Regions from separate parts of the Homo sapiens genome. Here region 2 is linked to region 1. A link is an interaction called in ENCODE POLR2A ChIA-PET data of the cell type or tissue named here. Cell type or tissue: MCF 10A. All regions are shown on one strand. Links, peaks and the distances in the headings refer to the core of each region. The heading gives the core; the rest is flanking DNA.

Region 1 (10,898 bases), core at 1,294-9,293:
TGCCCACCTCGGCCTCCCAAAGGGCTGGGATTACAGGCATGAGCTACCGTGTCCGGCTGGGATTGACTTCTGATTCGAAGTTGAAACCATAAAACTATTGTGAAGAGATCCCACCAAGTGCCTAAGGATGGCATAGACCAGCTGTTAGAGGCGGCCTGAATGATTTTCTCCTGCCGATACGGACGGTCCAAAAGAACATTTCCTTTTTCCTTTGTAGAAATGTACAAACGTGGGTATTTACAAGCAGCGTCAGAGGGGAGAGCTTGGTTTTGACCCAAGGTTGTAGTTCTTGAAAGGACCAGTAGGTGGAGGTGAAGGACAAGGAACAGACACTACTTCTGCCAAGCCATCCAGGCCATTGCAATCTAGGTTGAGCCAGCCGCTTCCCGAGTCTAGTTAGGAGTATAGGAATGCCTGTTTCTGGCACATTAACCAGTCTGGGCATACATGAGCTCTAAAGCAGGGAAGTGAATGAACATGCATATAGCATGTGTTGTGGCCCAAGGAACTCTAAGGCTTTTTTTTTTTTTTTTTTTTTGCATTTACAAGGAAACTCCTCTTTCCTTCTGTCATATAAACCAGGGGTCACACAGGGAATGTAAATGAATTAAGAAGGTGTGGGGTAAAGAAACACATGCTCTCTCCAATGACTTTCATTTTCTCACTTTGGGTTAGAACCATAAGAATAGAGGAAGGTTTTTCTACTGTAAGAAGGATCACAGCCCTAAGCAGCTACAAAAGACACACTGGCTGGAGAGCAGGCAGTGACGGGGACTGCCCCTAGCTGCTGGGACAGTGAGTCAAGGGACAGCCCGTGCCCATCAGCTGAGCCAGTGGGAATACAGGCCTGGTGCTGCGAGGGGTTCACTTTTTTTTTTTTTTTTTTTTTTTTTGAGATGGAGTTTCGGTCTTGTTGTCCAGGCTGGAGTGCAATGGCGTGATCTTGGCTCACCGCAACTTCTGACTCCCGGGTTCAAGTGATTCTCCTGCCTCAACCTCCTGAGTAACTGGGATTACAGGCATGCACCACCACGCCTGGCTAATTTTGTATTTTTAGTAGAGATGGGGTTTATCCCCGTTGGTCAGGCTGGTTTCGAACTCCCAACCTTAAGTGATCCGCCCGCCTCGGCCTCCCAAAGTGCTGGGATTACAGGTGTGAGCCGCCGCACCCGGCTGAGGTGGGCATTATCATTTGCATGCCCATTTTACAGAGGAGGAAACTGAGGCTCCGAAAGGTGATGCAGCTCTTTCTTAGCCACCTGCATTGCTGTCCTTTGAACATACATTGCTTAGGCTGCCATGTTGACAGCCTTTGGGCTCCAGCCCCGGCAGCCTCTATTTCCTGATAGCCTTCGATTCACACATGCGGGTTGCCAGTGTGGGCCCAGTGGCTTTACATTTGAGTTTCCGAACCATCCCCCTCCCCCTGCACCGCCCCAGTTCCCTGAGACCTTTGGGGTCAATGTGGGGTGGGTGAGAAACGCCTGGCGGATTCAGAGGGTTCTGCTCTGTGGTTCTTGACCAGAATCTCTGGTATCAGGGCCCAGGCATTCATAAATTTTAAAAGCCCTCAGAAAATTCTAGCCTGAGCAGGGCTGAGAACCACTGGGGAGCTTAAGAAAGTCTTAGGGTAGCTGAGTTTGATGAGTCCTCTGATTGCATGCTATTCACTCACTGGATTGGCTGTGGGTCTTTGCAAGTGTGTACTGAGCAGGGCACAAGGTGGGCATCAGGAGAGTGGCGGTTGTGCAGAGTGGGGTTGCCAGCACAGTAGGGAGTCAGGAGGAGGCAGGGAAGAGCATTCCAGAGGAACCTCAGGATGTGCACAAGTCTGTCAGCAAGAGACCCTGGAAGGTTTAGACATGAACCACGATACCATCAGCAGCAGCTTCTCCGGATCGGGCCTCCCTGCCTCAGCATGCTCATGTGCTGATTGCAAACCCACTGTGTGCCCGGAGCTTCCAAGAGAGAAGGGAGAGGCAGAGAAGGAGGAGGCTGGGGAGGGGAGCTGGGACCAAGCCACAGAGAACTCAAGGCCTCCCTACACCTCTTAGACTTTATGTTTTTTATTTTTATTTTTTTGAGACAGGGTCAGCCTGCAGTGCAGGGGTGTGACCATGGCTCACTGCAACCTCGACCTCCTGAGATCAAGCCATCCTCCTACTTCAGCCTCTTGAGTAGCTGGGACCACAGATGTCACCACGCCCGACTAATTGTTTTTATTATTTGTAGAGAGGAGTTTTCATTATGTTGCCCAGGATGGTCTCAAACTCCTGGGCTCAAGCTGTTACTGGACAAAGAAGTCTTGATCCAGACCCCAATGAAGAGTTCTTGGATCTTGCACAGGAAGGAATTCAAGGGGAGTCGGAGAGTGCAGTGAGAGGAAGAGTTTACTGAAAGCTACTCTGTTACAGAGTAGGGTGTCCTCAGAAAGCAAGCAGAGGAATGCATCATCTTTGCTTTTCTTTCTTTCTTTCTTTCTTTCTTTCTTTCTTTCTTTCTTTCTTTCTTTCTTTCTTTCTTTCTTTCTTTCTCTCTCCTTCCTTCCTTCCTTTTTTCTTTCTTCCTTTCTTTCTTCTTTCTTTCTTTCTTTTTCTTTCTTTCTTTCTTTTTCTTTCTTTCTTTCTTTCTTCTTTCTTTCTTTTTTGCTCTCTCTCTCTCTTTTTTTTTTTTTTTTTTTTGTGACGGAGTCTCACTCTATCACCCAGGCTGGAGTGCAGTGGCGCGATCTCAGCTCACTGCAAGTTCCACCTCCGAGGTTCACGCCATTCTCCTGCCTCAGCCTCCCAAGTAGCTGAGATTAGAGGTGTGTGCCACCACGCCCGGCTAATTTTTGTATTTTTAGTAGAGACAGGGTTTCACCGTGTTAGCCAGGATGGTCTCGATCTCCTGACCTCGTGATCCACCCGCCTAGGCCTCCCAAAGTGCTGGGATTACAGGTGCATGCCACCACGTCTGGCTAATTTTTGTATTTTTAGTAGAGACGGGGTTTCACCATGTTGGTCTCGAACTCCTGACCTCAGGTGATCGTCCTGCCTCAGCCTCCCAGAGTGCTAGGATTACAGGCATGAGCCACCATGCCCAGCCTAAGCTTTGCTTATATAGAGGTCTTGTTTATGCAAAGACTAAACTAAGCTATGCCTGCATGCGGGTGAGCAGACAGCATGACAAAATTTATTATTCTATTGAGTTAAAGGAAACTATCCTTGACATTTTTGGGTGGGTACATCAAAGCATAACTATTATTATTTAGAAAACATATATTGTTATGGGTATTGGGACATTTGGATTCTCTGTTGTTATAGGGGCATGTCCTTGCAGGCAGCTTTAGTTGTTCCCTCTACTATAAACATCCCATGACTATGGGTGGTGACCAGCAAGGAATGTGCTTTGCTAGTCTCAAATGGAGCGGAACTTAAAATGGTGTTACTCTGGCCCTGTTATGCTCTTACTTTCCTAACAAAGCAATCCTCCCACCTCAGCCTCCCAAAGTGTTGGGATTACAGGTGTGAGCCACCACACCCAGCCGACTGTTAGGCCTTAGTCAGTCGGGGAGCCAGGGTCTTCTCACTGGGAATTTTAGGCACCAGGGCCCCAGAAGCTGGCAGAGGTGGTTGGGTCAGTAGCAGGGATGACCAATCATCCTGGTTTGCACAGGATGTTGAGTGCTAAAACTAAGAATGTCCTGGGAAAACCAGAATGGTTGGTCATCCTAGTAAAAACTCAGCTTCCCTTACCTTACTCTCAGCCAGCTCCTGGTCCCACCAGTGTGGATTTATACTAGCTTTTCAAATGTCGCTGTGTGCACCAATCACCTGGATTCTTATGGAAATGCAGACTCTCATCCCTCAGGTCTGGGGTGGGGACTAAGAGTCTGCATTTCTGTGTTTTTTTTTTTTTTTTTTGAGACAGAGTCTCACTCTGTCGCCTAGGCTGGAGTGCAGCAGCGCGATCTCAGCTCACTGCAAGCTCCGCCTCTCGGGTTCATGGCATCCTCCTGCCTCAGCCTCCGGAGTAGCTGGGACTACAGGCGCACGCTGCCACGCCGGGCTAATTTTTTGTATTTTTATTTTTTTTAGTAGAGACGGGGTTTCACCGTGTTAACCAGGGTGGTCTAGATCTCCTGACCTTGTGATCCGCCCCCCTCGGCCTCCCAAAGTGCTGGGATTACAGGTGTGAGCCACCATGCCCGGCCACATTTCTGTCTTTAAACTAAATTAATTAATTAATTATTATTATTTTAGAGACGGGGTTTCACTCTGTTGCCCAGGCTGGTCTCGAACTCCTGGCCTCAAGTCATCCTCCTACCTTGGTCTCCCAAAGTGCTGAGATTACAGGCGTGAGCCACTGTGTTCAGCCGAATCTGCATTTTTAATAAGCTTCCAGGTAGCATAGGTGTCGCTGGTCCATGGTCACAATTTGAGTAGCAAGAGTTGACAGCACCCTCAGGCTCATTGCAAACCAGCTACTTCCGGCCATAACTAGGAGAGAGAAGTTGTGACCACCCCAAAAGCACATCTGTATTTCCTAAGGCAAATACAAGCCAGCTTTCCCTCCACTGAACTGTCCAGGACTCAGGCTTGCAGTGAAAATCAGCTGCTGAATGTATTTTTGTTTAAAATCCACACACATTCTCTCACACTAGTTATTTAAAAAAATTAAAAGAAAAATCCACACACACCACATGCAGACAGCACCCATCACAGGTGCTATTTAGTTTGTTTTTCAATTGCTTGGTCCCTCCTGCTTGGGTACCATGTGTTTGCATTTTGCATTTTTTGCTTCTCCTTTTATCTCACTTTCTTTTCACCTCGCAGCAACCTGGTCAATGTGCAAATGAAAGACAGTCCCAGGGAAGAGGAAAACTCTTGCTGTGCAACCAGCTGGAAAGAGATTGAAATAAAAACTCACTTCACTTCTCCCCACCCCATTCTCTCCTGAGCAAGTAGAGGCAGGTTTGTCGAAATTGCCGGAAGGGACAATGTTGGCATTTGAGCTTCTAGGAATGTTCTTTTGGAGAGCAGGAGCACTGCCTCCAGGCCTGCTCCCTCCCACTGCTGCTTGGGAAGGATGGCTCCAGGACTGGGCGGCTCAGCCATGGTGGAACTGGGTCAGCTGTGGCTTTGGCAAGTTTCTCATCCTATCTGGGCCGCCTCTGTGAAATAGGAATAATGATTGTACCTACAGAGCTGGATATTACCTGTTTGTTCCCCCGACCCATTCTCTACCCTGAGAGACCGACTTTAGGGATTGCATCACTCAAGGGCCCTGCCTTCCGGCTTCGGCCCTGCCTTTGGCCTTCTGGTTCAGTTTGCAACGGGAGATACCAGCAGCAGATGGGTGCTGGGAAATTTACTCCCTGTTCTCTCCCTGCTCTGGGCTGCAGCTGTGAGTTTCTCTCTGACTGCAGCTCCTGACCAGGCAGATGCCTCAACAGTGCCAGGCTTGACGGTGTGTGTCAGCTATCAATTTATTGCCTCTCAGCTCCAAAGTCACCCTTCAATATCTGCTTTGCGTAATGGGCGGAGTTCCTTTTAAGCGTCATTCCTTTACAGTGAGTGCAGTGTTAAGTTTTCTCAGTAGAGGGCGCTAGAGGAACACCCCCTAGGTCTCTACTGTTTTCATCCCTCATCCGCTTTCAGACAATAGGCCAAGGCCTGGCCAATCAGAGCACTGCCTTCTCATAGCCTCACTGATTGGCTCAGGGATGGGCACACGGTCTAAACTGCTCCAATCACAGTGAGTCCCAGGACTTAGGTAGGAGCTACCCAAATGATACCTTGTGCTTTCCCATTGAACTTGAACTTGAGAAGATGAGAGGCTGGGTTGCTGCAGCCCTGTTGTCAGCATGAGGGGAGAGTCTTGAACTGCCAAGAATCGCCACAGGGAACTCAAGGGTGGAGCCAACATGGCAGAAGTTGTGAGATGGAGAGAAACTGACTTCTCATGACACAGTGTAGCTGCCCCTGAAGCTGGCAGGACCTTTGGGCTTTTCAGCTATGTGAACCTGTAGATAACCTCTCTCCAACCACCCCCCTCACCAGTGTTTTTTTGGTACAGAAGCCAGTTGGATTTTCTGCTATGTGGAAACATAGTTCTGCTGAATATAATGGCTTTAGGAAAGAAACAAAACAAAACAAAAACCATTGCTGTATTTATCCTCTTTGCCAGGCACCTTGCTGCATATCTCATTTACTTCTCTCTCCATCCTCACGCAGCCCTCAGAGGAAAGTGATCATCTCCATTTTCCAGATGAGAAAAACAATGCTCAGAGAAGTTAAGTAACTAGCTCAAGGCCACCCAGCTAGTGTGTGGTAGAAGCAGGATCCAGGCACGGGCTCCAGTGCATCATACCACTCAGTGCTGGCTGGCAGCAGAGTGGAAGCCACTCGTCCACCTGGCTCAGGGATTCTGGCAGCCACGGTGGGAGAAAGCAGGGATGCAATCTGTATGCCGAGTAATTGTACAACAGTGCAGTTCCCCCACATTCATTACCTAACTGCTAATGAAAAGATCTCCGAATTGTGGTGCTGCCAAGTCTGTTGTAGCGAAGTGTGAGAATGCATTTGTAATTAGCCGCGCCTTGCAGGCAAATGAGGAATGTGTGAAAGTCCCTTGAAATGTTATACAAAATAAGGCTAAAGCATATTCCATTATCTTACGTATGCTATTAATTGAACAGACCCTTTTCATTGTTGCTGTTGAGTTCTTGTGTGACGTTATTAACAATAGTTACTATTTATTGAGCACTTACTATGGCCCAGATACTTGGTGCTTTCTGTACTGCTTTGTTTCATGTAATCTTCACATCACTCCAACAGGGAGGATGTTATTGTTCCCTTTTTAAAGAGGATGAACTAGAAGTTCAGGGAGGTTCAATAACTTGCCCAGGGTCACACCGCAAGGCAGTGGCTTGTCAAGGAATCAAATTTGAAGTTCTCTGGCTCCAAAGCCCACGTTCCTTCTGTTTGTCCCAGCACTTGTCGTACTTTCTGCTGCTCTAGCTTGTCCCACTCACATAATAGTATGTGGCTGTTCAGTGTGGCTCCTTCAAGTGGGAGAGAGGGCCCTTCTCTGTTCTTCCTGTTACTGGAACACGGATGTGACTGCTGGATCTCTCAATTTATTCTGTCTTGAAAGCAAACCACGAAATTAAGAAAATTTTGTGGATTGTCTCTGCCTAAAGACCCATGTGCTTGGCCGATGAGACTGCTAAGTCCAGGTTTAAGACACTGTTATTGTAAAGGGTGTCGATAGGCCAGAAGGCAAAATGCTGAAGTTCACAGGACGCTGCCTGGACTTCTAATTTGGATTTGGGTATGTATCAGCCAGTAAAAATTACAGAAACCCAACCCCACTAATTTAAGTAAAAAGAGAATTTATCAGATAACATGACTAAACAGTTCAAGAAAAGGGATGTCTTCAGGAACTGCTGGATCTAGGGACTTATCGTTGTCATTAGAACCTAGTTTTTTTCTCTCTATTCCTTGACTCTGTATTCCCAGAGGAAGAGAGAGAGAGTCTTTGCTGTTTGGGCCTATAAAAATCCCCACACCCATTTTGAGGAAGGAGTCTAAGACTGGTAGCTCTAAAGTGTCCTCAAGGACCCAGGCTCCCATCTTTCTGTTCTCCCACCCTCAGTCCTTGTCTTTTATCCTTGTGGTCACCTAATGAATGGTCCAAGAGGGCTATTGGAGATCCAGCAATCACATCTATGTTCCAGTAACAGGAAGAAAAAAAAGGGCCATCTCCTCTAAGGAGGCTTCTCAAAGTTCCCTGCGAGACTTTGCTTACAAATTCCTGGCCAGGACTTATTCATCTGTACACACCTTGTTGTAAAGGAGACTGGAAAGTACAGTCTTTATTACCAGTGGCAGTGTGCCTGGATAAAACTGGGGCTCTGTTACTAAGGAGAAAGGGGGAAGTGGATGGTTGGATGGGCCACTAGAGTTTCCGTCACAGTGCCCATCACCAGATACTCAGGAAATGGATGCTGGGGAGAGCAAATACAGCACCCACTAAAGTTGGTAGTCAGTGTTGTGCCTGGGCCTAATAGCTCCTCCTTCATGAAATGAGTGTTGTTGTACAAAGAGCCCTGGATTGGTCAAAAGATTGGATTACGAATTCCAGCCTCTAACTGGCTATGTAGTTGCATAACAACACTTTGCTTCTTTTTTTTTTTTTTTTTTTTTTTGAGACAGTGTCTCACTCTTGCCCACGCTAGAGTGCAGTGGTGCAATAAGGCTCACTGCAGCCTCGACCTCCCTGGGCTCAGGTGATCCTCCCGCCTCAGCCTCCCCAAGAGCTGGGACTACAGGTGCACACCACCACACCTGGCTCCTTTTTATATTTTTTGTAGAGACAGGGTTTTGCCATGTTGCCCAGGCTGGTCTCAAACTCCAGGCCTCAAGCGATCCGCCTGCCTCCACCTCCCAAAGTGCTGGGATTGTGGGTGGGAGCCACTGCAATCCTTGGTGCTCAGCTCACTTGGCTTCTTGTGTCTGCCTTTCTCCGGCTATAAAATGGGGGTCATACTCACATCATCTGGCTATGCCTCTGGCTACAAGCGGAGAATGCCTGACTAGCAGTAGGGTGAGCAACTCATCCTGGTTTTTGTATGCCTTTTCTAATTTTCACGTGAAATATTAAATGTGAGATGAAGCATCCTGGGAAACTCTCTTAGTCCTGGGCAAACTAAGGTAGTTGGTCTCCCTCATTAGCAGTAGCTAAAATCCTAGAGACAAGCATTGTCTGGAGGTGGGCAGTATCTGGGTGAGTTCAGCAGCTCAATGCTATCTTCACGGACCCAGTAGGCTCTTTGCATCCTCAGATCCACCACCCTTAGCATGTTAGGTTTCCTTCCTCCCACTGGCTGTCTCCAGTCACAAGTGTGACTATCCAGATACAGCTCTTGTCATCTTGGGTCAGACTCTCTGCAAATCCCCTAGCTGGGGATTTGGGTGGGGTGGGGTTTCATGTGCATGTTAGGTGAGGATTCAAGTGAATGCTGTGAATTGAGGGAGTGCTCTTAGGAGAATCCTGTAAAGGAGGAGGGAGGCAGGATGGGGCAGGGGAAGAAGTGAAGCAAAGATGTGGTCTCAGCGGGAGCTTCGCTGGAGCCTCATCCCCAGGGAGCACCAAGTGTGATCAGAGTTGCAGACTAAGCTCCACCTTGAGGCGGGGTCTGAAGACTTGCCCCCCTGTGGCCATCAGTCATTGCCATGAGCTGCCCTGGTGAGGTGGGGACTTGACATCCCAGGCATCTCTGGATGCTTTGGTTCCTGTCAGAGAAGAGGCTGCTGGGAGTTATGACAACACAGAAGGGGGCTGCTGGGTGCACCGGGCAGGGTCCCCACAGCTTCTTCGACCCTTGTCCTCTCTCAAAAGCACCCAAGGCAGAAAGGGGTGCAAAGGCTTGCTGTTTACAGAGGGAAAGTTTCCCCAGCACCTAGTGATCTCAGGCCAGCTTCCTCTAAGGTCTTATTAGCCGAGACTGGGTCACTTCTCATCCCTGATGACTCACTGGTAAAGGGAATGGGATTACCTCAGTTGGCATAAACGCTGGGACTGAGCACACTGAAACCTGGGACAAACGAAGGGCCTGTTTGTGGGGAAGAAGGGTGAACAGGTTTCTTGCAGGCAGCCAGCAGAGTCTGCCCTCCAAGCACCAGGGTATCCAGAAGTCCCAGTGCAGATAACAATTCTGCAGACATAAGGGGTTTTACTTGTTTCCCCTCTAGATCTTTCCCTGGTTCCTGCAGGTGAGTATGTGAGAATTGCGTAGGAGAGATGGGCAGGTCCTCCTGCAGAGACACACTCATCGCTCTCCCAGACCCTGCCCCGAGATTCTGGGCAAACACCAGCTGTTGCTTTGGGCTTGTGGAGGAGGCTGATAGGTCTACTGGAAGTCTTTCCTGGAAGACTATCAATCAGAGATTTGCTTTCAGCTGAACCTCCCAATTTAGTCTCTGTTGAAAGCCAACCACAGCCCAGCAGCTTGGATGGGATGAGATTCAATAGCAGAGGGCAACAGAACAAAGGTCTCGCTTTATTTCCACTGCCTCCCCTCCCTTCCCCATGACAGTCTCCAGACAGGGTGGTTGAGTGCCACTGCTGAGTAATTTTTATGGCAATTGCAAAAGACCCCTGAGCTTCTAAGGTGAGGCATTTCCCATTTAATCATCTTGATGGAGAAGCAGCCTCCGTACATTTAGCAGCCATTCTGGCCCCCTGTTAAATGGACTTGTTACTACTTTGTTGAGTCTCAATTACAAATGTGGTAGAATAACGACAGCTACCAAATAACACAGACCCAGGAGATAGTCCTGGCATTTTTGCTTTTTTTTTTTTTTTTTAAACAAGACCAGTTGGTGGTTTTACATTTATTTCAACAAATTGAGCTTGGACTTTTACAGGTCATTTGGGTGAAAGGCACACTCCTTTCTGAAAAGAAATAAGAAATCTTTCAGGCTGTGTTTTGTGATTGCAAACACAAGTCCCGCTGTATCTTTTCATACATTTGATTCAAAATACAAGAATGTTGATGGAGGACTAACCTCACACGTTGGAGGCTGTTTCCCAGCAGAAATCATTAGGTGATCTGTTGGGGGAGGAGTTGTTTGCCTGCCATAATTGTGGCATCTGTAAATAGGCATGGATCTTAATAAAATTCATGCCACCGTATATGTGAACAAATATGGCTGATGCATGTAAGTATTTTGGAGTGCTCTGGACAGAAGTAAGGGATTCACAGATTCACTTATCCTGCAAATATTTATTGAGCACCAACTATAAGCCGACCATGGAGCTGATCATCAATTGAGGAGAGGAAACCAAAAACAAATAGGTATTTATTTATTTATTTTGTGTATTTACATTTTGAGATGGAGTCTCGCTCT
Region 2 (10,898 bases), core at 1,077-9,076, 75 kb before region 1:
GAGATGGGGTTTCAGCATGTTGGCCAGGCTGGTCTCGAACTCCTGACCTCAAGTGATCTGCCTGTCTTGGCCTCCCAAAGTGCTGGGATTACAGGTGTGAGCCACTGCGCCTAGCTTCAAACTTTTTATTTTTTAAAAGCTGTGAAACCCGTTTCCAAAGGAATCTTAGGTGAAATATAAAAAAGATAAAAACTAGAGGTGCTCAGGTTGAAAGAAAAAAAGGTTCCCTGCCCCCAAGTACCTCCACGAAATAGTTACTCATCTAAACTAAGCCCATGACGCAAATTTATGCAAAAGTGGCAGGTTACTGAAATGTAGAATCTGGGCCTAGTGGGCAATCAAACCAAAGCATGAAGTTTGATGGCTATAGCAGAATTCTGATAGTTTACTGAAAATCTTCACCAATTATTATTAGTCTGATCAAAGTATGAAGTGATAGGGAATCCACAGTAAACCTAAAGGATCAGAAAATAAAGTTCACACTGTGATTTTTAAAAAAACATTTCTACCCTAAAGTTGTAAAGAAAAACACAGTCTCTCTGGGATTATCTTTTACCTGGGGTTGGGAGAAGAGAAGAGTGTGGAATCAAGGGCTAGGAATGACGCTATTACTAGTGAAGAAAACGGCAGCTGTCAGGATGGGCGCCATGGCTCATGTCTGTAATCCCAGCAGTTTGGGAGGCCAAGGAGGGTGATCACTTGAGGCCAGGAATTCACGACCAGCCTGGCCAACATGGCGAAACCCCATCTCTACTAAAAATACAATAAAATTAGCTGGGCATGGTGGCACATACCTGTAATCCCAGCTATTTGGGAGGCTGAGGCCTGAGAATCGTTTGAACCTAGGAGGTGGGGATTGCAGTGAGCAGAGATCACGCCACTGCACTCCAACCTGGGCAAGAGTGAGACTCTGTCTCAAAAAAAAAAAAAAAAAAAAAAAAAAAAAAAAAAAAAAGGTATCTGTATTTTCTAAGTTAATAAAAATTAGGAAGACAATCAGGCTACTACAATATAAACAATTTCATTTTTTGATAACATCAACCCAAGTTACTATGTAAGAATTTCAGATCCTTGATATTTAAATTATTCCAATTGATGCTGATGCAAGAATTTTTATATATCTCTTATAACCCCCACTGGGGTTTAAGAGTAAGATTTTTGAAGTTTCCTTAAACCAATGATCTAACTAAAAAATGTTAAGTTATGCTGGCAATTTTCTAAGAGGGACAAGCATTTGACTCTCATGAACAGAATCAAAGCATCAGTTAACTGCTACCTGTGACGATAATTTTATTTATTTAAAGAACAGATTTTGTTATGTCTCTGTGGAAACATTTAGTACCTGTTAAGATAAAAACTAATCAGAAAGAAAACATCAATCCTGGGAAAGCAAAACAGACGGGTGTGTGTCTAAACTTATGGTCTGCAACTTGGCCTACAGAGGGAAGCTGGAGGAGGTGAAGGAGAGGATTCTGGCCAATAAACCCCTGGCTATGAGAACTGACCAGGACAGAAGTGCATTGCATTGGGCATGCTCAGCCATACATACATAAATTATTGAATTTTTGTTTCAACTTGGAGTGCCAGTGAATGATAAAGACTATGCGAGATTGGTCTCCTCTTCAGACTGCTGTTTGTGCTGGCCAGAATGAGACTGTAAAAGCCCTTCTGGGAAAAGGTGCTCAAGTGAATGCTGTCAATCAAAATGGCTCTACTCCCCTACATCATGCAGCTTCCAAAAACAGGCATGAGATTGCTCTCATGTTACTAGAAGGTGGGGCTAATCCAGATGGTAAGGATCATTATGAGGCTACAGCAAAGCACCAGGCCACAGCCAAGGGTAACTTCAAGATGATTCATATCCTTCTGTACTACAAAGCATCCACAATCATCCAAGACACTGAGGGTAACACTCCTCCACACTTAGTCTGTGATAAGAGTGGAAGAAGCAAAACTGCTGGTGTCCCAAGGAGCAATATTTACATAGAGAATAAAGAAGAAAAGAAACCCCACAAGTGGCCAAAGGTGCCCTGGGTTTAGTACTCAAGAGAATGGTAGAAGGTTAAACAGCTTGGATTTCTTCTTACTTTCTATGTTGTGATGCTGTCCCCAGTGTCCTGGAAACTAACATACTTGGGCACAGGACATCATCTACAAATGTTTTCTCACCTTCAAAGTCTTATAAACATGTTGACTATTGTTCCTGCTGAGGTTCTTATTCTAAACTTACGGCTTGCTTTCTGGGCACTGAGTAACTGCTGACTGTTCTACTGTTGTCACATATTCTTGTATACTGAATTTCGGCTAATTCTGAGTAAGTGATTCCGTGGCTGTTGTTAATCTTCAGCAACCTCCGAGCATGCACCTTGTATCAGTCTCTGAAATAGAATAGCTCCAATAGCAACAGGCTAGTCGTTCTGCTAGATGGTTCTAGGTGGACTCCGTGATGTTCCTCCATACAGTTAAACATCCTAACTTGTTTCTCAAGCTCACTCAGGCCTATGCCAGACAGTTGTTTTTTTCCCCAACCATGAGATTTTATTTTTGTGATAGGAGGAATATTTACGTATTTCAGTGGACCAAATTTTAAGTTGGGGGTTGTGCTAGAAAATAATGAAAAACAACTTCCCATGTACACGTGTATTTTTTTTTTGATGAGCTATTTGCCAAGATAAAACGTATGGTTTTTTAAAAAGGAAGTTTTAAAGTACCTATATCGAGTCAGCTTACATTGAAAAAATGTCAAGCTTGTTAAAATGATTATGTAACAAAATGTATTCTGATTTGTATTTCAGAAACTAAAAAATAAAATGTTGAAAGAAAAAAACATCATTCTTGTATTTGTGCATTTTCTTTCCTTCCTGCCTTTACCTCAGCAACATATTTAATACCTGTCTATATCACTCATTGAGTCAAAAACTGTGGTCACGGTAAAACCCTATTTCTTCTTATAGCCAATAAGCCCTTATTCTTCCTATTTTAGGATTTGCATCTGAAGTAGTGAACATACTTTATTTGCTTTACATGTGCCATTAAGCCCTACATTTAAATCAAACCAGTTGCAAAAAGGTTTATATATTTGCATTTTAAAAAATTAATCTTACACAGCTTTAAGATTGAGAGCCTACAGCCAGACTGGAAACAATCACCCCACTCAATCTTTTTCTAAAATACACCGCCCTGAACAGAGGTAGCTGATTTCCATTCTCCTATAAGCTTGGGCAAAAGAGCTTCCAGATGCCGGAAACTCTTCATAGAAAGGCAGCTCTGATGCCTCCTCCTTTTCCTCCCCTCCCTCCCCAATCCACAAAACACGTAATTCTGACTATCCAGGGGCAGAATGTTCTTCTGGATTAGCAGATAAAACTGTGCAGCAAGACAGAGGTAAGAAAATAAAGTTTAGTATCCTCTTTCCTTAAGTTTACTAGAAAATGTACAGTAGTACTGAGGCTAAAAAGGGGGGTGAGGGAATTAGAGAACCAGGAAGATAAGAAAGAAAACTACTTTGCAAATGATGACACACGTATGTACTGAAAGCTAAATCTGAATAATGAACATCAATTATATTGCCTAGGATAATCATATTATAACACTCTTAATAAAGATAAGCAGGCAGGAAATGTAACCAGTTTCTGTATTCTTCTATTCTTACTAACTTCATTGGACTTTTACTATTCTCCCAGTTTGATAATAAAAGATAACCAAATACAAAACTGCCTCCAAAAATAAACACTGATTTTCTTCAAGTTTTTAACTGTTATCAATTATTTATATTTTTTATAACTATTTCTTTAGTTAGGAGTGTAAATTTATGCAAGGCGAAAGATGGTATTTATCTAAATATAGCATTCTTTACAAAAACGTTTAGTCAAAGTAATATTTTTTGTCACCTTCCATCAACATGTGTGAATCCTTTCTACAAAAAAAAAGATGCTCTGAAAGATTGTTGCCTGATCACCTCAAGTAAGAGGGCGCACAAAATCCCATCAGGCAGCTCATTCCACACTGGACAGCTTCTGTTCACAAGTTTATGCTTTACAACGCTGTGTAACCTGCCCATAGCTCTCAGGCTATAAATTCCCTAGTCACATGACAGCCTTTCAAAACTTTAAGACACGCCCCTCTTCTCCCAGTTAACCAGGATCAGTTCTTCTCACCATTCCTTCCATGATCTCATAGGCCACTCTCCAAAGGATAAGCTCCAGCTTGTCAGTCTCCCTAGTTCCCTGGATAAACTGTTATTCGGATGTGACATATTCAGGAGATGGTCGAGTGAGACAACAATACTCTAATTCTGGACATTATTTTTCAATTAATGCTCCTGAAAAATACATTTGTGTCAGTGGCATCCACTTCATACATATGACATAAAAAATATTTTTAAAAATATGCAGTGCCTTTTCAGAATTAGCTTGTTCAGCTGATGAGGAAAAAGATAGTTTGGATGGAATCTAAGTAACAATCACCAGTCTTCAGGGTCTCCTCAACTGCAGGAACACAAGCATTCTGTTTCTGAAATGAGGGGGAAAAACAAAACAAAACCAAAAACTAAAAAACAAGTGTCCAGTGCAGGCCTTAGGAAAGTCAAAAGATTGAGATTCATCTTCCAAATCACACCATCAACAGAAATCTGTTATGAAAAAGCAGCACTCTCAATCACTGAAAGAACCTAGGAGCTGCCTAATCTAAACTCTTCTCATCCTACAAATTAGCAGCTGAGGTGAAGCAACTGCTTGCCCATGAGCGAGCTGGGTCTTGAAGCCACCCTCCAGACCTGAGATGCAGCACTCCTGTCACTACCCATGCAGACCAAACTCTATCTTTGGCATTCACTAAAAACAAACAGCAGCATGTTCCCTACGTACATCTGAAAGTGCCAGAACTTCAATACCCAAGGTTGAAATGGTCTTCAAAAATTAAAAGGCTCAGCCAAACCAGCTGAAGCAGCAACACAGAAATTAAGAATCTGTACGTATCTCAAGTCAGTCAGATGATTCCATCACATCCAGAGAAGAATTCAGCTCTAAGGACACTTGTCTTAAATCACTCTTACCATCACCATGGAGGCCAAGAGTCACTAGATAGTCACATTTGAAGAATCTCTTTCTATGCAAATCATAATGGTAATATCTTGTAAAATGAAAACCACAACCTTGGTATTCTTAAATAACAGGCCAGCTTTTCAAAAAACAGATGTATCCTATGTCTCCCCTTTATTATCTTCCCATTGTGAATACTCTAAGCATGTTCTTCTGAAAGTCCCTTGGGAAACTAGACGCTTCCTTTTTTTCAAAGGAGGGAGTTGGTAGGAGCCTGGTCTGTTCTCAACTACCTCCAGGCTCCAGTCAAACTGGGAGAACAGTAAAAGTCCAAAAAGTTACATAAGCAATTGGGAAGCGGGAACACAGGACCACACATAAACTCGTGTATCAATATTCTCAGCAGTATTATTCATAATACCCCCAAAATAGGAACAACTGAAATCAACTGATGATAAATGAAATGTGGTCATATCCACATAATGGGATATGATTGAACCATGAAAAAGAATAAAGTACCGACACATGTTCCAACATGAACCTTGAAAACATTATACTAAATGAATAAAATCAATCACAAAAGGCCAAATATTGTATGATTCCACTCATGAGGTACTTAGAATAAACAAATTCATAGCAACAGAAAAGTAAAATGGTGGTTGCCAGGGGCTGGGTAAAGGAAGAAAAGAGGAGTTATTGTTTAACAGGTATAGAGTTTCAGTTCTGCAAGATTAAAAAAGGCTAAAATGGTAAAGTTTATGTATACTTTACAACAATTAAAAATAAACACATTCTTTTTTTTTAAAGTGGCTACTGGGAAATTTAAGGCAGCAGTATTGATTAGGGAAGGAGACAAAGTCTGCTTATAATTTCAACAGCAGGGTGGTCTGGGTTCAAAATCAGGGGCATTTATCACTGATGGATCTCTTTACCAAAATGTGAATCTTAAGCATTTGTTAATATTACCCAGAAAAGGAGAGAACCTCTAGAACAAACCGTGGATGTAACACAGCATTTTGAAGGTCTATACAAATTTCCAGACCATTTTTGACACTATAATCATTTAATATGAGTGGTAATACATTAATGGAACCTAGGTGGCCCCAAAACCTTTAAGTACTTAAAGAAAAAAAAATGGTAGAGTGTTCACGTTATTGGCAAATCTGCTCCACTCCAAGAGGCCAGGAACAGGATATTATATTACTTTTGGCAATGAAGGCCCTGATTCACTCTGCCTTAACTAATAGATTTAGTACAGCTGGGTTACTTCAGTGAGACGTTCAACTACCTTGTTTTGCAAACTTGAGCATGTGGCAGTAGAGAAAAGATCTTCAGAGAATTCCCATGTGTTAAAATTTCAAATTACCTTCAGTTTCCGCTACAAAAGTAGAAGAACAAGAGGAGAGGTCCTGGGAAAAATGAAATGGAAAGCTTTTGAAAGGTAACAGAATGATGAAAAATTTAATTTTAGCACTTTAAGGAAGTTTTGTTTTCTCTCATGCTGGTGTAGTTCATTTATAGCAAACCAACAATCTAATGGTAAATAAACAGCCTGGTTCATCACATTACCTACCAATTATACAAAAATTATAATCACACTGTGACTTAAAAGTTTTATTTATTTTAAAAGTTCATCACAGGTGATTTCAGAGATTTAGTACAATATCACCTGAAATAGTTAACAGACACGGCTGGCATTTATGTCTACAAATTATTATCATTACATATTATCTTTCAGCACGTTCATTTTCCTGACCTCAATTGATGGACTAAACAGAACTCTTAAAATATGCAGCAGGACAAGGGTGCCATCTCACAGGTGTAGCTCACAGCTCCCAGCACTTTGGAAGGCTGAGGTGGGAGGATTGCTTGAGCCCAAGAGTTCAAGACCAGCCTGAAAAAATACATATATTTAAGTGTATATATATATATATATATATATATGTAAAAAGCCAGGTGTGATGGTGCATGCCTATAGTCCCAGCTACTTGGGAGGCTGAGGTGGGAGAATGGCTTGAGTTGCAGTGAGCTATGATGGTGCCACTATACTCCAGCCTGCGTTACAAAGGGAGACCCTGGAACTTTGGTTTTTTTCCCTGCTGTATCTCTATCATCTATGTCAATGACTAGAACAAAGCAGGCACTCAATAAATTCAGACAGAATGAATGAATCTCTGCCTAGAAAAGGCTTACAGATATGACATCCAATAAATATTTGCAGTAAAAGAGGCGATGTATCAGATGTGTCACAAACTAAATCCTAGGAGGCTTCATGTTTAGTTCATTCTCAGCAGGGAGGGTGGCAACAGCTGCTGAGTTGGGGCCATTAACTTAGGTGAAGAATCTGCATTTACTGCAAAAGACTTCTGGCGCAGTTCCAGAGGCCGGAAAGCAAGGTGTTCTAGGAACTTCTTGCTCAACTCCACTGAGTCAGAATGGTTGCTATGTCAAGCTTCTGAGTAACAAGGAACGACATGATTGGAAAGGCAGGGTGAGGATAGGATGGGGATCTTGAATGTGAAGCTGGAGTCTGCTGCCATGTCTGGTAGGCACCGAGGAGATGCTGCAGGTAACGAAGTACAGAAGGGACATGATTCTAATGGCACTTTAAGAGGATTAATCCAGGCCGGGTGTGGTGGCTCATGCCTGAAATCCCAGCACTTTGGGAGGCCAAGATGGGCAGATCACGAAGTCAGGAGCTCGAGACCAGCCTGGCGAATATGGTGAAACCCCATCTCTACTAAAAATACAAAAATTAGCCGGGCGTGGTGGTGTGCGCCTGTAATCCCAGCTACTCAGGACGCTGAGGCAGAAAAATTGCTTGAATCCGGGAGGCGGAGGTTGCAGTCACTGCACTCCAGCCTGGGCAACAGAGCGAGATTCCACCTCCAAAAAAAAAAAAAAAAAAAAAAGAAAGAAAGAAAGAAAAAGAAAGCAGTGGCTCATGCCTGCAATCCCAGCACTTTGGGAGGCCAAGGCAGACAGATCACTTGAGGTCAGGAGTTTGAGACAAGCCTGACCAACATGGTGAAACCCATCTCTACTAAAAATACAAACATGAGCTCGGTGTGGTGGCCAGCGCCTGTAATCCCAGCTACTCGGGAGGCTGAGGCAGGAGAATTTCTTGCGCCCAGGAGGCAGAGGTTGAGATCGCGCCACTGCACTCCAGCCTGGACTCCATTAAAAAAAAAAAAAAAGCCTGGAGGAAGTCAATTAAGTAAAAGAGTAGATACCAGACCTACCCAACCCTCAGAATTACCTGAGGGACCTTACACCCATGCCACATCTTCTCAATCTAAGAGGTCTGAGAAACCATCACTGCCTTAGGTATGAGATAATAGGATACTGGGGTAAGAGTAAAACGAGGGGAAAAGAAAAGGTTCACAGGTGAAGCTTATAGCCTAAGTCAAAATTTGTGCTAATAATACTATTTTCCTGGACAAAAACTTACCTATCAGCCATATGTAAAAAATTTGTACCTTATAACTTCAAACCTCCTTAACAAGAGGTAGGGTGACATAGCACAGTAAAGCTTTTCTTTGCTAGAAAATAAAGATGCAGTGGTCCACCCTACAGTTAGACAGATCTGTATTTAAATCCTTGCTCTGCCACTTACAAGCTTTGTGATCCTACACATGTTATTTAACCTCTAGAGGTCTGTTTTCTTATGGCATAAGCAGAAGGACACTATCTCATTGTTTTAATGGCAGAAGGATTAAATGAGATGATGCAAGTTAATGCTTAAGTCAGTTACCATTATCACCTTAAACCAGATGAGATACTAAAATAATCACTTTCAAAATTCTGAGTTCACACCAGGGCATAACCTCTCCAAAAAGCTCAAACTATTATGACTGAGAATCAGATGTGGTTGCCATAACAACATCTGTTCCTGTACACATTACAATGCATCATGCACAGTAGTGTTTTTATACAATATTTTACATCTGTGTGAGCCATTCATACTCAGGTTTGCATATTCTTAACAAGCTCAGTGACACTTAAAATATTTAGGCAACTGAACATCTGCAACTATCTTAAATAAACCCAGGTGACTTACAGTTATGTAGAAACATAAAGGTGTCATCTAGATTTTGCGTATCTTAAGTTTTAAAAAATATGTGGAGTCACTGGTCTTTTAGGAAGATTTTCAGACTACAAGACTGGTGCCCACAACTGGAAAACTGCTACTGTGTTGCTGCTTATCCTGATACTTTCCGTATTCAGATTTCAGGCAAGAATTCTAGCAGTGACCACCAGAATTTCCAGTACACCAGTAGAACCAGTTGTTTTCAGGCTGAACTCCTCTAAGAGTTTAAGATATGTATACAAACAGAGGGAAGATGATGCCTGAGGGACAAGGTGAAAGCTGGGCAGCCAGAGGTCTGGCCCCCCGACCCTTCATCAATTTAAGAGTTCACCTAAAATTGTATTTGAAAGCGGGGGAAGATGCCTCGGTACTTAAACAAGAAAAACAGACTGAGGATACTTTATAATATACCAATTTAGATTTAGGGAGAGTGTGAGGTGAGGAGCACTTCCCAGTTTACTTCACTCTAAACAGGTATTGCAGCAAGGCAGGGACACAGCATAAAGAGTGATTCTAGCACTCCACTGCCTACATAAGAACTCCACAGGCATACAGCCACTTGCTGTCGCTGTAAGTGGACAATCTGGCTTAAGATCAATGTGAAAAAGGGAAATAATTCACAAGTAGCCCTTAAGGGGTGCTTTAGGGGAAAACTCTCAAACTTTGTTTTTCCTCTGCCCTCACACCACACAGAAGTCGTGAAGTTGTCTTCTGTGACCAAACGTGTAGGGTTTTTTCCCAAGCAGCGGACACCAGCTGAGTATCCTCTAATTTGGTTCTGACACTGTCTACCTGGATACAGTGTCATATTCCACAAGATGGGGGCTCAGTCCCCAAAACTGCTCTCTCCTTCTTCAGACTCCAACTGTAAGTCTGGGCCTCCAGAACTTCTGACTGACACTTCAAGCTGGGGTTCCCAAGACCCCCTCCTTGAGTTCTATTAATTTGCTGGAGCATCTCACAAAACTTGGGGAAACACTTATGTTTACCGGTTTATTATAAAAAGTACAGATAAAGAAATGCGTAAGGGCACTGGGCTTCCATACCCTCTCTGGGGGCGCCACCCTCCAGGTGTGTTCAACTATCTGGAAGCTCTCTGAACCCAGTCCTCCTGCGTTTTTTTTTTTTTTTTTTAAAGACAGAATCTCACTCTGTCCCCCAGGCTGGAGTGCAGTGGTGCAATCTCGCCTCACTGTAACCTCTGCCTCCCGGGTTTGAGCAATTCTCCAGCCTCAGCCTCCTGAGTAGCTGGGATTATAGGCCCCCACCACTAAACCCAGCTAATTTTTTTTGTATTTTTAGTAGAGATGGGGTTTCACCACGATGGCCAGGCTGGTCTCAAACTCCTAAACTTGTGATTTGCTCGCCCCCAGCCTCCCAAAATGCTGGGATTACAGGCGTGAGCCACCGCGCCTGGCCCTCCTGGGTTTTTATAAAAGCTTCATATAGGAAACCTTACTTCCCTTCCCCGGGGTATAGGGCCAACACCCTCTCTCTAGAGAGGATCTCAAGACCTACAATCAGAAAGCTGGGTAAAGATCAGAATCTTGCCTTGGGACACGTGTAAGGAGAGCAGGAGAAGATCAGAGATTATTTTCTGAGACCTAACGTACCCTATATTATAACAAAACACGGTAATGGGGTTATGGGTGTTATGAGCCAGGAACCGTGGTGGATGAAAACCAGTATGTATCACAACACCACAAGAGGACACGCAGATATGTCCATTTATAAATTATTTCAGAAGCATGCCAAGTCTTTGTATCTAA

What was found. ChIA-PET counts read pairs that join two places held together with the same protein. Peaks named below come from ENCODE experiments on the same cell type or tissue, not always from the same donor. Only the 100,000 strongest peaks of a DNase experiment are listed, where the experiment ranks them.
Region 2: POLR2A ChIA-PET joins it to region 1 with 5 read pairs; 3 of 35 experiments call an interaction of 5 or more read pairs at or near these places.

Annotation. Positions count from the first base shown.
Region 1 is chr20:50,987,599-50,998,496 of GRCh38, forward strand. No RefSeq gene overlaps it. Among named protein-coding and RNA genes, the nearest start is that of KCNG1, 30 kb to the right of the region's middle. RefSeq lists enhancers at 2,045-3,007, 5,514-5,808. In MCF 10A, for the core only: a CTCF peak has its summit at 5,580 (motif pointing right); DNase peaks (open chromatin) are centred at 4,983, 5,263 and 5,603.
Region 2 is chr20:50,912,334-50,923,231 of GRCh38, forward strand. All of the region lies in intron 2 of ADNP (activity dependent neuroprotector homeobox), which reads right to left. It also overlaps the pseudogene PSMD10P1. Among named protein-coding and RNA genes, the nearest start is that of ADNP-AS1, 13 kb to the right of the region's middle. In MCF 10A, for the core only: no CTCF peak of the experiment used is centred there; DNase peaks (open chromatin) are centred at 1,818, 4,128 and 7,458.